2 separate regions of the Mus musculus genome follow, and region 1 is linked to region 2. The links are chromatin loops, found by intact Hi-C in ENCODE. Cell type or tissue: left cerebral cortex. All regions are shown on one strand.

Region 1 (8,000 bases), 210 kb after region 2:
GGGTTGAGCAGAGAAGAGTTTTATTATGGCTGGTGATTTCAACACATCATCGTGGGTGGGGGGGGGGGGAAGCGTTTTGCCGTGGTGGGCCAGGCAGTAGGGAGACAGAGATACGGATGTTCACTTCCCCCTTTATGCTGTCTGGGCCTCAGACGATGGATGATACCACCTGGGTACGTCTTTTCTTTACAGTTAGTTCTAGAAACAGACACAAAGATGCACCCAGAGGTCTGACTCTTATTCTAGGTGATTCTGAGTCCAGTCAAGTTGACTGAAGATTAGCCATCAGGTCCTATTACGCATGTTGGAGAATTATGGCTGAGGGCTCTGTTTGCTGTGTGCTTTAGACACTGAACACGAGACAAAAATAACGGAATGGGGTCATCTGTTAGCTTCCTTAGCCTTTCAGCTATTTTTCTTTCCCCATTTCTCCTTTACTGATGGTTCATAGCAGTTACTGAAATCTTAACTAGTGCATTTTCAGCCAGACACCTACTGTGAGGTTGAGGCATAGGGCGTTCTTAGCTTTCTGATACTGATCATGCAGTAAGTGACCCTCAAACTCAGTGACAGGAGACAAGTAAGGGCGTTGATAATGAGTATTTGTTTTTATGATGACAATGTGGAATTCCAGTGTTTGGTGAGCTTTGTCAGACACTTTCACATTACTGTGAAAAGCTAAAGTATAAGTAGTGAGAATAGTAGTAAAATGAAGACTGTAGGCTAAGCCTTTACCTCATTGTTGCCATCGCCATCCTTCTGAAGGTCTGAGTTACAGAGAAAACACCAAGTGAAACTAAGCCCGGAAATGAGTAGGACCAACAGTGCAGAGAACAGAGGACAGAGTGGGACCCATAGTGCACAGCACAGAGGACTGGGTGGGACCCATAGTGCACAGCACAGAGGACTAGGTGGGACCCACAGTGCACAGCACAGAGGACAGGTGGATTTGGAACTGATGTTGAAGAGGGGTGTGATAGCACACGTCTATAATCCCACACTCCAGAAATTGAGACAGGACAATCTGGACCACACAAGAAGACCCTGTCTCAGAGCAAAGTGTGTGCGTGTGTCTGTGGATGTCAGAAAGCGACTTCAGATGTCGTTTCTCAGGTGCCTGGTTTATGTAGAGACAAGTTCTCTCACTGGCTTGGAGCTCACCAAGTAGGCTAGGCTAGGCAAGCAATGAGCCCCAGGGATCCACCTCCCTCCACCTCCCCAGCACTAGGTCACAAAGCGCATGTCCCATGCCTGGCTTGACGTTAACACAGAAGTGCTTTAGACGGAGCCTCTCCTCAGTCTTACTCTGCTGCTTTTGCAACAGGACCTGATCTAGTCCAGTCCATTTTCAAACTTAATACGTAGCTAAAGATGACACTGAACTTCCTACCATGTTTCCTCCTCCAAGTGCCTGCTTTAAATTCTTAATGTGTTTCGTTTAGAAGAACAGAAGACTCTCTGAATAGGGCTCTCCTAATTAGTTAGATGACATTTTAAAATGAGACATTTATGGAAATCCTCTCTGCTGTTCATTTACTATTTGAATTTTAGGCTGGTGAAGAAAGTGTTTCTCTAAAGCAGGTTGTGAAGTGGAGCTGAGCTGAGGCAGAGCTCAGCTGCAGAATGCTTCCATGGCATCCCTACAAATGACAGCAACAGAACTGGGCATGCTAGTGTGTGCCCGCCGCCCAGTATGTGGGGGTGGAGGTAGCATGTACCTGCCAGCCGGTACCTGGGGGCTGAGGCAAGGCCCCTACCTAACATTCCAAGCCTGTCTGAGCTGCAGAGTGAAGCTCTGCCCAAAGAAAAAGGGGGCTGGAGAGATGGTTCAGCAGGTACAAGCATCCGGTGCTCTTGGAGAGGGTCTAGGTTTGGTTCTCAGCACCATCCCCAGTAACCCCAGTTTCTGGGGATCTGACGCCCTCTTCTGGCCTTCGCAGCACCATATGCATGGTGCAGACACAGACAGGCGGGCACAGCTACATAATAAGTGGGTTTCTTTATTATTTTTGAGTAGTGAACTGTTTTGTAATGGATGGATCGGGACAGATTGCATTTTGTTATGGGCTAATGCAAGTGAACTTTGGAACTCAGCTTTAAAGCTTTGCCTTCCTATATCTAAAGGAACAGCTATCAGAGCTCCGTGGTTAACTACTTGTTGGCAGGCAGTGCACTTTACTTTACACATGCTTATATACAGCCTTAGGAGGCCCCAGTAGTCCCATTCCACAGAGGACATCGAGACATAGGTAAGCGAGCACTCTGTCAGGTGGTGGAGTTTGAGTTTGTGTGGAACAGCTTGGTGCTCGGGCATGTTCCCTGTCAGGAGAAAGTCATTGTAAAGGAAAGGGAAGGCCTCGTCCTCCCCTGCCGTCCTGTGAGTAGAACATGAGGTTGAGAAAGGGCCTGTGCTTGTGGCAGGCTGACTGGAGGCTCTGCTCAGTCATTTGGATTTAAGTAAGTAGCAGTGCTGTGCAGAATATAAACAACGATGTTTGTTCCCATCCTAGACTCCGGATGTGGACTTCTGGATCATCCCCATTATCCAGGGTTTTGTGCAGATTGAAGAACTTGTGGTTAATTACAATGAGTCCTCGGATGATGACAAGAGCAGCCCAGAGACGCCCCCTCAGGACTCCACTTGTGTAGATGACATTCACCCACGATTTCTAGTGGCTCTTATATCTCGAAGAAGTAGGCACAGAGCAGGTAAGTAAGAGCATGCAAATGAAATGCAGGCAGGAGTGGAGGAGCTGCAGATGTGTGGAAATGCAAATGACAATCATGGCCTTGAAAGCACTGTTAGCTCGGAACTCCAAAGGCTGGGATACAATTAGAGACGGATTTCTGCAGTGGAGGAACAGGGCAGACTTAGCAAGTCAAACAGAGCAGGCTGCATGCACATAGACGATAAGGAAGTCACTTGGGATGTGTCTGAGGACAGTGTTCCAACTAAAAGCCTGTGTCACAGTGATAAATCCTTTCAGAGTGCTAACTAGCCCCTTTGGGAAAACCGTTACCTTTCATTCAAAGGATTCAACTTAGCAGTGCTGGGTACAGCCGTGGTCTTGGTATGTTGTTGTTGTTGTTGTTTACCTCTCGGTGTGTGGGCTTCCCAGGTTTTCCTGTAGATAGGTAATTAAGAAGCACAATCTAATCAGACAGATTTGTTGAGAGTTTTGCTATGTAGCCCAGGCTGGCCTCGAACTTTCTATTCTCTTGCCGCAGCCTGCAGAACATTGAAATATTAAGTGTGTGTTCCAGTACCAAGCCACGCTGAATGTTTTTTTAATAACTGTCACTGCATTCTGTTTAATTTTCTTTCAGGAATGCGGTATAAACGAAGAGGAGTGGATAAAAATGGAAATGTTGCGAATTATGTGGAGACTGAGCAGTTAATCCATGTTCATCATCATACCCTGTCATTTATCCAAACTCGAGGCTCTGTGCCGGTCTTTTGGAGCCAGGTTGGGTATCGCTATAATCCAAGACCTCGGCTAGACAAAAGTAAGCACGCCAGCTATTTGGTTTACAAGTGAAGATTTCGATGAGAATTTTTAAAAAATCAGGTGCCAGGGCTGGTGAGATGGCTCAGAGGGTAAGAGCACTGACTGCTCTTCCAAAGGTCATGAGTTCAAATCCCAGCACCACATGGTGACTCACAACCATCCATAACGAGATCTGATGCCCTTTTCTGGAGTGTCTGAAGTCAGCTACAGTGTACTTACACGTAATAAATAAATAAATCTTAAAAAAAGATCAGGTGCCAGATAGGTATGAATTTGTCTCATTTAAAACAATAACTCTCAGGGCTGGGATATGACTTTGAGGTATGGTTTCCTGACCAGCCTGCTAGAAGCCCTGTTCAATCCCTGTACTAAAAACTACACAACAAAAGCCATGCCTCCCACTGTGAGGAAGTAGCCTCAGGACCCGGTCCTTTCCTGGATGTTGCAGTTTCTCAGCAGGCTGATAAAGCGCCTCACTTCACAGAGTCTGAACTGCTTGCTTTGAAGTTTATCTTCTAGAACATTTAACCCTGGGAAAGAATGACTGTAGCCAGTGTCTGTAGAAGCAGAGAGTGTATTAACTAGACACTAGTGCACAGGAAATCAGTGAGAGATAGGGTTTTTTTTTTTTAAACATTTAAGAGTTATTTTCTTAGACTATTTTAACTTTAGTATCAAACCATCATTTTAATTTTTTTATTATAATTCACATAAAACCTTTACTGAAAGGTAGGGTATGTGTGGGTGTATGCGCATGTATGCATGTGTGTGTGCCTGTGTGTGCATTTATAATTTCATAGTTGGTACTTTCAGATATATTTTAGCTCATTCTAGTTGGAAAAAAGAAATCTTAATTTAAAATGATGGTTAGACAATCTTACATTTAAACTGTTAATGAATTATTAAAAAGTAAGAATGGGCCCTGCAGTAGTAGTGCATGCCCTTGATCTAGCACTCAGGAGGCAGAGGCCAGCGGATCTCTGGTCTACAGGGTGAGCCCTGGGGCAGCCAGTGCAATACAGAGAAACCCTGTCTTGAAAAATAAATAAGAAAGTAAGAATAAAGATGGGGTAGGTGGGGCTGGAGAGGTGGCTCAGTGATTAAGAACACTGACTGCTCTTTCAGAGGACTCAGTTCAATTCCCAGCAACCACATGGTGGCTCACAACCATCTGTAATGGGATCTGATGCCCTCTTCTGGTGTGTGTGAAGACAGCTACAATGTACTCACATATATGAAATAAATAAATCTTAAAAAAAAAAAAAGATGATAGCGTAGGCACGCGTCTGTCTCAGCACTGGAAGGAGAAATGGATTTTGTATTGCTTCTTTGCAGGTGAGAAGGAAACGGTTGACTGTTTCTGTGCCCATTTTGAAGAACAACTGAAAATTTACAAAAAACAGGTGGGCTTTAGTATGTAGTAAGAACAATTTCCTTACATGTGGAATTCCATGAATAAAAACCATGTACTGTTCATAATTAAACAGCCACTTTTAGCGTGAAGATTAAACATGAGTAAGCTAAGAATACTCTCGAATCAGCTGCTTTAGCTGTTTGGAGAAAATGAAGTAGATGCTGGCAGTTGTCACAGACTAGGATAGGCCTCTCAGGACCTTGTGTGCTCACACGTGGAGTACAGTTAAATAAGGCAGAGTGGACTGAAACCCTCTTGGTGGAAAACAAGGCCAATAATTTTGATATGAGAGTAATATATGAAAGTAATGTTCTTGTCTCTTAGGAATGACCAATCTGACTGTATAATGACATGGGAGTCATTTTTTTCCTGGCCAGCCTGGTCTACATAGAGAGTTCCAGTCCAGCTAGCCAGGCAATATGGTGAGACCCTGTCTTAAAGTAAAGGAGAGGAGAAAGATGCTGAGTTCCTGCTTCAGGAATGGACAGACTCAGTGCTGCATGTCTTCCGTTCTTCCCAGACTAGTGTCTAGTTCATGTAGCTTCAGCCAGAGACTCATAGGCAACAGGAAGAAAAAAAAGTAGGAAAGAAAAACAATCATTATTTAATAATCATATTCAAAATTTAGATAGTTTTATAATAGATAAAAGCAGGTATTTGCTTTTAAAAATGGAAACTCATATATTGCTAGCAATAACACAAGTTGGTAAGGCACTTTGAATGTAATTATCAATTAAAATAAAACATGATAATACTTAACTATACTTTTCTTTTTGATACCCACTACACACACACACACACACACACACACACACACACACGCGTGTGTGTGTGTGTATAATTCTGAGAAAGACTCTTGATCTGAATGTAAAAGGTTAAACATTAAAGATTTCAGAAGACAGCATAGTGTTTCAAACTGAGTCATGAGCAGGATTTATAAAAGCAGTTTCCTTATCTTTCTTTGTTTCAAATGTATGATTGTCTATCACATTTTATTAGTCACTTGATAAAGAATAATGCCCAACCAGGAAATAGTTATTTTTGGGCTGGAGGGATGTCTCAGCGATTAAGAGTATGTACGGCTCTGCAGAGGATCTGGGTTTGGTCCCAGCACCCACTCACACAAAGAGAAGAGAAGAGAAGAGAAGAGAAGAGAAGAGAAGAGAAGAGAAGAGAAGAGAAGAGAAGAGAAGAGAAGAGAAGAGAAGAGGTGACATGACATGTGTCTTCAGTCCCAGCACTCTGAGCCAGGGGCAGGAGGATCTCTGTGAGTTCGAGGCCCTGAATGTGTAATCTCAGGGCTCTTAAGGAGAGCTTGGACGTGGAGAAAGGAGAATCCTAGAGCTCTGTAGGCCAGCTTGCTGTAACCAATACAGACACTGCCCCAAACAGGATGGAAGACAAAGGCCTACATCTAAGGTTGACCTCTGACCTCTGCACATGTGCTATGCTGTGTATTCACCACACAAAGATACATACATGTACAAAACAACAACGCTAACCATAATGGAAAGGGACTAACTTGATTTTTACTTTACGATTTTTTACTATTTGTTATTTCTGGTTATGCACAATTGAAACGCATGCATAAAATAAATACTTTTTAAAAAGGCATTATGAAGAGAATGAAAGGTAATTCAGAGATTAGGGGAGGCTGGAGAGTTAAGAGCTCTTGTAGAGGACCCAGGTTCCAACCCTAGAATACATATGGTGGCTCACAACCATGAGTAAGTCCACTTCCGGGGAATCTGACACCTCCTTTTGAGCTCTGAGGGCAGCAGGCACACACATGGTACACACAGGTACATGTAGGCAAAACACACATAAAATAAATCTTTAATAGTTAAGATTTGGTCTGTTATCTCGCAGCACATTTAAATGTCTTCTAAACCCATTAAAAAGGATGTACAATACAAAAAAAACTGGACAGAATAATGTAACAGGATTTTATGTACAAGGATATTTTATAAAGTCAAATCCATCAGAGAAGGTGCGTCATCTCATTAATCATCAGGGAAATGCAAATTAAAGCCATGACTCACACACTGGGGAGCTGAGGGGAACCGCTGAGAAGCGTCAAGTCTGGGAAAGGATGCAGAGCAATTAGCACTTAAATCGGCAAACAGGACTCCAAGTGTGCTCAGTCACGGGTGCTTATGCAAGAGCCTCACTGCAGCATCAGAGCCAGCGGCTGCTGAGGGCGGCATGAAGGACTGGATGTGGTCAGGAATGATTTGGTCTTATTCTGCATTGAGTTCCTTAATAATGTGTTGATTCGTGTTGATTCATGCATTATTGATATTCCTAATTGTAAGTAGCATTAGAAAGAATAAGCCATATTTAAATGCAACACAAATTGTTAAAAGGAGCAATACTGAGGTGTGCACGCCAGGAAATAACCTCTTCCCACACTTGTCCCTGCTCCCCGTTGACGCACGTCAATATCTAGAGGCGGGCGCTGAGCAGACACCTCCTGGCCTCCAGCAGGAGCCTGGCAGTGTTCATTTATCTGTGTTATCTGTGTCCTTCTCCTGGGTAATTGCTTTCTGCGATGAGGGGCCCACGGTCAGGGTGACTCATCCGTGTGGCTGCATTGCGCTAGCTCATAATTGGTTTAGGCTGGAGCTGTTTGACAGAAGGTCTGATGTGGGAAAAGCTTCCTGCTCTAATAAAAGATATACCGGAACCCACAGTGCCCCTGAGGCTGCTTTGTCAGGATTTGATGTTAGGGACTTTTGCATCTGTCTCAAGATGGTGAATGAAGCAGTCGGGCGTTTATCCAGTGTGCTGCTGGGGAAGCAATGAGGGAATGGCAGAGGGAAAGGCAGAAAGAACCCGAGTCCTCAGTGGTTTACTGAAGTCACTGCACTCAGCCTTGCGGCTTCCAGGCTTGCCTTGAGATTTGAGTTAGCAATCTATTGTTTGTAGCAAGGTCACCTGACACCCGCACATTCACCATGGGCTGAAGTCACAAAGAGCTGGCAGTGCACATACTGTTCTGCAGTGAAGTCTCTGGCTGTTAGTCTTTTCCCCAGAATTCTTAGGTTAGGCAGTGGTGGCACATGCCTTTAATCCCA
Region 2 (8,000 bases):
AGGTTGAATGAAGTGTATCCTACAAGGCTGGTCTACTTCAAACACAAGTATTTCAAGTACTATGATCTCATTGGTTTGTTTTTAAGATCACTAATAACCCCAAATAAATGTCAAATAAGAATGAGAACACCAGAAAACAGACCTTTAAAGCATCTATATGACAAACAGGATTTCAGACTCAACATCAAGGCAATTCTATACCACTTTAAATACCATCAAATAAATTAGTAATACTGTAGATAATGAATATTTAAAAACCTACCTAGGCTATAAACACCATATTGTTTTCTGAAGATAACCATATGTCTTAGCTTGTGTGTGTCTGTAGGAAGAAAACCTTACTAGTAACACACAGGCATTTTAAAGTAAACAAGTTAAGATAAGCTTTATTTAGAGTACATTATTTAAAACCATAGTAGCCACTTGAGAAGCCTAATCCATAGATCACAATGCAAAATATAGGCCCTTCATAAGTAAAATCATATCCTATTAAACATTTACTTTGATGTAAAGACTTTACATTAGGTTTACATATATATATACATGTAATATATACATGTGTATGTATACATATATATATGTGTGTGTGTGTGTGTGTGTGTGTGTGTATATATATATATATATATATATATATATATATATATATAAACAAACTTCAGGAAGTATGACAATACCTGTAATTTAAATCAATCAAAAAAATTAAAAACCAGACAACACTATTTTAACCAAAGTACATTTGTAAAAAATTTGAGCACCTCTTATTTTTCAGAGTGAACTAAGCGCAGGAAAGGTTAAGTCCTAGGAAGCTGTACAGTCCTTATACTTAAAAACATAACAAAACCACCTCAACTTCCCATGGAGAAAAGTGGGAAAAGGAAGGTATATGAACACATACTGACACACAGGAACAACAGAGCTAAGATGTTTATTCACTCATGTGTATACATCACAGTTTTAGGTAACCAAACATAGACACCTGAAATGTCTTTCAGAAAAAAAGACAAGAGATCTGAGATGATAAATGTATGAAATATTAAAATTTAGCTCTGGTCTAAAGAAGATGATAGAGTGGATGCAAAGAAATTACAGGAATTAAAAAAAAAAAAAAACAGAAAAGGAATACTATGTAACAGACAAAAACAAGAAACCTCTTCTAAGGAACAAATAGATGCAGTTAATGAGACCTGAGAATTTACCAATTACCCAGTAGCTATTATGATGCAATGATGACATTTCAGGTATTTTAGATACAATGTAACTGTCATCTTCCTTGAATATATACTTGCTAGGCCTTCCCAGATACTTGCTAGCTTTCCCAGATGCTGGAAGATCTCACACACAGAAAGATTTTCATTCAGGGGGTATAATATGTTTAGGATGTTTTCAAGTTTAAAAAAAAAAAAAAAAAAAAAAAAAGATGTTTTCAAGTTTCCCAAGCCAGATGTTAAGCGAAATAAAAATGTAAAGTATAAACAATGCTCAAAAAATATCTGTTATCAACACTGAATATACATATGGACCTTCTTTACTGAACATATTTTCTGTGCTACGCATGAAGCTCTGAGAAGCTAGCTAGTCAGAGGTCCTGAATGTCTATCCACCGTCGTCGATTCCCTAAAAAGTACTTTCCCCATCAGCTAACCCAGCCAAGTGGACTCTGACCATCATACCAATCAATACTAGGCAGTGGGAGGCAAGAGAGACAAAGCAGTAGGCTGACTCTATGTATTTACTCCAGGCAGGAGTAGTAGGCCTGGAGAGGCTGGGAAAACCCAAGGTGCTCACTTTAAACAATGAATTGGAAATTACTCAGACTAAGGAAAAAAAAAAAAGAGTGCCACACTATTTGGAAAGGAATACAGACGCTGAGTCATCACTCTGCATGGGAGGGGGGGCCGGCGGAGGGGGGTAGGAAACGCCAATTAAGCGGTTGGAAGATGCGATTCATTCATTAGATTGGGCTTCAGGTGAAACCCGACAGCTATACCGCGAAAAATAGCACTCAAAAGACAGGTAACAAATAGCGGGAGCAGTCATCCTTTTATCCAACTCCGATGGTCCGGACGCACAAACGGATTAGGAAGCGGCATCACTAACTGAGCGAAAGGAGTTTAACTGGTTGTCAGGTTGGCGCAGTAAGCGCTCAAAGTAAACTTCGTTATCCAAGGGACAGAGGTGGTGCACGGTGGCGAAAAGCAATCACTTTGGCACTTCAAAAGCAGCAGGCGCTAGGCGGGTGTTTCTGACAGCGTGGGGCACGTGGGGCAGAAAGAGACAAGGGGCTCCTCTGGTTAAAGAGTGGTAGACTGGGGAGAAGGACTCGGAGCGACTGAGGCTGAGGACGTGGACTGCTGAGGACGTGGACTGAGGCTAAACGTTCAAGCCAAAGGATGCAGTAGTGGTCCCACCCCCGCCAAGCCCTGCCCCCGTAGGGACCCACAGCTCCTGGCTCAGCCCGGAGCCCCCAAAGCACAGGGGGAACAGTAGCTCTCCCGCGCCTGACAGCCTCAGCCGTGCACAAGCCCAGCCAAGCAAGAGTGTGCAAAAGAAGGGGTCGGGAGGAAAAAGTCGAGACAAGCCCTAGACCCTAGGAAGTGACTGTGTTTGGGGGGGAAGGGAGGGCTTCCTTCTCTGGGAAGGGGGACAGATGAGGAATGCACTTCACAGCCGCGCCACCGCGACGCCCGGCTCTCCGCTTCTAGTCCCGGGCTCCTGCTCTCCCTTCCTCCCTCCGCTTCCCGCAGTGCCCGGGCCACTCGGTGCCTGGCACCCCGGGTCTCGGGTACTCACAGAGTCCGGGGCTGTCCGTCGTCTTCCATCATGGTGGGTGCGACGGAGTGATCCCGGGACAAGGGGGAGGGCAGGGCTGGGGAGGGGAGGGGGCGGGAAGGAAGGGGAGGGGGGCTCCGGGCGCCGGCTGGGGACAGAGGAAAAGGTACTGAACCCCGCTCTCGGGTCCGCTCCCCCCAGCCCGCTCCGGACACTGCGCTCCAACCAGGAGGAGCAGGAGGAGGAGGAGGATGAACAAAATGGCCGCCACCACCAGCCAGGCAGGAAACGCGGCAGGGCGCAGGCGCGGCCCGCCAGGTCACTGCTCAGGCCAGCTGCGACGGCCTGTCCGGCAAAAGTAGCTAAAGAGACAGAAAGCCCGGCCAAAGAGTACACCCTGCGACTGGACACGACGGAGCACGTTGTCGCTGTGGGCCTGCTGGCCAGTCAAGACCTATCCGGGTCCAAGAGAGACCCAACACAGAGAGAAAAGCCGCGAAACCAAGTCTCCGGGAATTGCGGTCCCGGGAAAGTGGGGGAAGCCCTTCTCCAGTGGCCTTCTGGGAACTGTAGTTCAAGGCAGACCCTGCGCCTGCCGGAGCGCGAAGGAGAGATTTCTGGGTAGTGTAGTCGTACGTGAGGACGTGCCGCGACTAAGTAGTCGGCGTGCCGGGATAGAGCGAGGAATAAAAGGCGGGCGGCCGAAATAGAGAGGAGCTGTCCGGGAAGTAAACTACAAATCCCAGAGTGCCTCGCGCCGGGGCCCGCCCCAGGATCGCTCTTAGCATCTTAAGGCTCTTCTGTTGGTCCAGTGTGAGCTTCTGCTCCGCCTCCGTCCAGCCCCAGAGCGGTTTCTTCAACTGCAGATCAGGCGGTGTGCTGGCTCCGCGTGGTTCTCCCGTCAGCCGGCCTTGCCCGCCTCTACTCTCAGAACTGCTGGTCCGTGTTCAACAACCGACGCCTCACGCGACGGGCAAAAGAGTGGCAACTCTGAACCCGGAGAGATGTAGCGGACATCGGGCAACACCAGATCCAGCCTTGTCTTTGAGCACGTGTTCTAACCAGATAGGCCTTTCTAGACTATACCGCTTGTAACTTGCTTTACAAGTTCCACAAGGATCGCTACCCATTATCTCATCGGATTAGTGGGTAAGGCTGCAAAAGAGCAGCCCCTCATTCAAATGGCTTGTACCGCTCTTTCAAATCCCTACTTAAAACTTAAATATTCGCGTGGTGGCGCACAGTGCTACTGAACAGGAGGATAATGGATTTAAGGCCAGCCTAGAAATAGATACCAAGACCTTATCAAAAACTAATAATCAGTGAAAACAGCAAAGAGGCTCAACGACCAGGTCTCATGCCAAAACAGTCTGGAGTTCGGTATTGGAGGACACGGGCTGCTAGTATTGAGATGCTAAAGCAAGAGAGGAGATAGAATCATGACAATCTACTGGATGTACACCACATTTGTGGCTGAGGCCCCTAGGGGTCAGACGAAGGGATGGCATTCCCTGCCTGAGACTGGAGTTAACAGTGGTTGTGAGCTGCATATGAGTGCTGAGAACCAAACTGGAAGCCACTGTAAGTGTGCTCTTAACCAGCTCTCCCGTGCCCCCAGCTGCACACTGTCTCATTGAAGGAGAGAAAAGGTCTGGTGGCCAACAGAGAGCTTTGGGGTAGCTTATAGATCTGCTTAGCTGCATACTGAAACCCTACCTGAATTTACAGGTACAGTGGGAGATTGGAGGCTGCTTCTCCATGAGCCTAGGAAGGAGAGAGTAAGTCTGAACGAGAAACGGATTATATCCCAAAGTGAAAAAGGAAAGAGCAACTGGGCGTGGTGGCGCACGCCTTTGATCCCAGCACTTGGGAGGCAGAGGCAGGCGAATTTCTGAGTTCGAGGCCAGCGTGGTCTACAGAATGAGTTCCAGGACAGCCAAGGCTATACACAGCAAATCCTATCTCGAAAAAGCCAAAAAAAAAAAAAATTAATTTTTTTTTTAAAAAAGGAAAGGAAAGAACTTCAGAGAGCTTCAGAAATCTACACAAGTGAAACAAAGGGGTCAGAAAAAAAAATAGGGAAGGGAAGAGGTGGGGAAGGCACCAAGCTCAGCCTCAGCCATACAGTTCCCATCCACTTCCAAAAGGTAAGCCAAATGAAACGCAGGCAGTCCTATACCCAGAACAAGCCCACAACCCTTGTAAGCCTTAAATCCAGGTTTGACGCAGCAGTAATTGCCCCAGCAGAAAAATTCAACAGCAGAGAGAATCTTATCTTGTCACACTGTATGACTCAGAGGCCAGTAGCCAGAAGCAATCTGAAGGGAGAATCTATTTTTAAAAACAGCTACCTGGGGACCTGAAACCAGGGAGCGCCCACAGAGCCTCAACCTGTTAGCATCCCAAGACAAAGAGAGGTCCACACATGCTGTGTAGAGAGCAGGAAAGCTAGTCACCAACAAACCAAAGGATGCAGGTGACAGAATGTTCTCAGGCTGGGAAAACCATGGAGAAATTATTAGGTGGCTATGAGACCCATGGGTGGATCAAATTCTAGAGTCACCTACCTGTTACTACTGTTAGTGCTTAAGGATACTGGCATTCCAAGGGGTGTTTCTGATACCCACAGCTGGATCCCTCCAGCAGGGTGGTTAGTATTCAGGAGGTCTTGTAAGCATGAAGCTGGGGCCTCTAGCTGTCCCAGGCTGCAGTTCATACCCCATTGCATTTAGGAGACGCCCTTCAGCTAAAAGGGTTATCCCAGCAGTGTGATGTGGAGAGTCGGGACAGAGTGAGAAAATCTGCCTAGTCCACAGAAAGTAAAACTTGACCAGCAGACATCCCTGCTGCACAAAAAAGAAAAACAGCCACTGTGAAGACAGATCTGGGAGACAGGAGACAATCAGTACCCATTCCACAGCATCATAAGGCATAGGAACACCAGAGTCTCGCTTCAACTGACACCCCCTCCTTATGCTGAACATACAATCTTTCTTTTTCTGAACTCTTTATTTTTCAGAGGTTGTAAATTTTGGGTATGTGTATGGGTAAGTGCACAGGTATGGCACGGCGGTTCCTGAGAGGCCAGAAGCATGAGCTGCCCCTGAAGCTGGAGGTAGTTAAGAGTCGCCCAACAATGTGGGTACTAATACTGAAACTCGGGCTCTCTGCAAGAACATTGTGTGCTCTTAACCACTTAATTTGGTCTCCAGTTTTTTGAGAACCTGGAAAGAAGTCACTCTAATGCCTCAACTTCCCAGTAAGAACCTTTCATTCCCCAACCTAAGCCCCCCTTGTTACTTAGCCTCTCTGGGTCTGTGAATTGTAGCATGATTATCCTTTACAGCTAATATCCACTTATAAGTGAGTACATATGTTTCTACAATATAACATGTCAGCAATATAAAAAAATATCTTGGAATAGCTCAGTTGGTTGAACTGAGGCCACAAGTTCAACCTCTAGCACAACAAACATTGGTTATAACCATGCACACGTGTAGTTGCAGAACTTGGGCGGTGAAGAAGGCAGGAAGATCAGAAGTGTAAGCTCTATAGTGAGTACAAGGACATTCAGGGATACATGAGAATCTGTCTCAGAAGAACATACAAAGTAAATATTTAAAGCTCTGATGAGAAACATTAACTCATTTATAAAGGCAGAAGAAGATCAGACCCCATCAGCAATCCTCAAATCCAGGGAAGCATGGAATGGTATATTTCAGCCCTGAAAGAAAATAATTGCCCATCAAGATTTCTGTAGCTAACAAAGCTATCTTTTAAATTTCACAGGCATTTCAAGTCAAGCATAGACTAATACCGTACATGACGGTCAGACCAAGGCTGGAGAAATACTTAAAAGAATGTTATACAGAGGAGAGGGGAAGTCTCAGTCACAAATCACAAAAAAAATAATGAATTTCATAAAACGAATAGCTGAACAAATTAAAACTAAGAAGGAATCCATCATGATCTACACAGTAATCCAGGGAACCTCTGATACTGATAGGGGAGAAAGTAAAAAACAAACAGTAATCCAACCAATGAGAGAAACAGTGGACAAAATTACAGTAGTTAGTATGCATCTCTCATACTAGTACCCTTAAATATAAATGGCCCCACCTTGCCAATAAAGCGATGCAGAGTGTCTAACTAGAATTAAAAGACTATATCCAACTATCCGTTGACTGCAAGAAACACATCTCAGTGATGAAGACACTAACAGACAAAGTCGAAGGATGGAAAGCAAGCCAGGGGAAACAAAAGCATGCTGGCATAGCCGTTCTAACATCGGATAAAGTAGATTTCAAAATTAAAGAAATGAAGGCCTCTATATATTAATAAAGGAGAAAATGCATGAAGAAGACACTAAACAATTGTGTATATGTAAAAATCCATTTTTCTTTCCCATTCCCTGCTCCCAGAATGATGACTCGAGACTATTTATTAATAAATGCCTTGGCCACAAGCTTTGGCTTATTCCCTGACTGGCTTGTAATGTATTTAACCCATTCAAACTATTTTATGTCTTCCACATGGTTAGTTACCTCTCCTTCAGTTCCGACCTGCTTCCTTTGTGTATTCCAAGCATCTTGCTTGGACCTTTTGCACCTCTATCTCCTAGAATTCTCTCTCTTCCTGCCAGTGCCCCACCTTTTTCTTGCCTCAACTCCTTGGCCATCAGCCTTTTTATTGACAGGTGATGCTTTTAAGAGATGATAGATAGATAGATAGATAGATAGATAGATAGATAGATAGATAGATAGATAGATAGACAGGTAGGTAGATTGATAGACAGGTAGATAGATAGGTAGATATAGATGCATGGCTTCTGATATTGAGTGGTTCTAGTATCCTAAATAGGTAACACAAACTAAAAATAAAACCTCAGTTAAATACATCATAGATCAAATAGACTTAACCAGTATCTTCAGGATATTCCATCCAACAGAAACAATATACATTTTTCTTAGCAGCTATGAAACATTAAATAGACCATAAAATAGACCACACTCAACATCATAAAGTCTTATCAACTGCACAAAATAATATCTCTTATTAGATAATAGTGCAATCAAACTAGAAATCGATTGCAAGAACTATAGAAACTATACAAATGCATAGAAACAATAACACACTCTGGAATGAGCATTGAGGAAATTAGAGAGGAAATGTTAGTTTGCAAAAGCAAGTGAAAATGAAAGCAGAACCTTTGGGATATGTCTAAGGCAGTT

What was found. Peaks named below come from ENCODE experiments on the same cell type or tissue, not always from the same donor. Only the 100,000 strongest peaks of a DNase experiment are listed, where the experiment ranks them.
Region 1: a loop joins it to region 2, with 2.6 times the contacts of the local background. A loop is called at or near these places in 14 of 42 quality-filtered maps.

What each region holds. Positions count from the first base shown.
Region 1 is chr7:128,665,087-128,673,086 of GRCm38, forward strand. Inpp5f (inositol polyphosphate-5-phosphatase F) reads left to right here. Exons shown (of 20, transcript NM_178641.5): 7 at 2,511-2,709; 8 at 3,328-3,507; 9 at 4,845-4,912. Among named protein-coding and RNA genes, the nearest start is that of Inpp5f, 58 kb to the left of the region's middle. In left cerebral cortex, CTCF peaks have their summits at 1,925 (motif pointing left) and 4,702 (motif pointing left); DNase peaks (open chromatin) are centred at 1,397, 1,553, 2,654, 7,034 and 1 more place; H3K4me3 peaks cover 232 bases; H3K27ac peaks cover 1,308 bases.
Region 2 is chr7:128,458,335-128,466,334 of GRCm38, forward strand. Tial1 (Tia1 cytotoxic granule-associated RNA binding protein-like 1) reads right to left here and starts at 3,339. Exons shown (of 12, transcript NM_001347640.1): 1 at 2,791-3,339. The coding sequence starts at 2,822. Gm32816 (a long non-coding RNA gene) reads left to right here and starts at 3,386. Exons shown (of 4, transcript XR_378509.4): 1 at 3,386-3,918. In left cerebral cortex, a CTCF peak has its summit at 4,228; DNase peaks (open chromatin) are centred at 2,084, 2,241, 3,101 and 3,460; H3K4me3 peaks cover 2,323 bases; H3K27ac peaks cover 1,106 bases.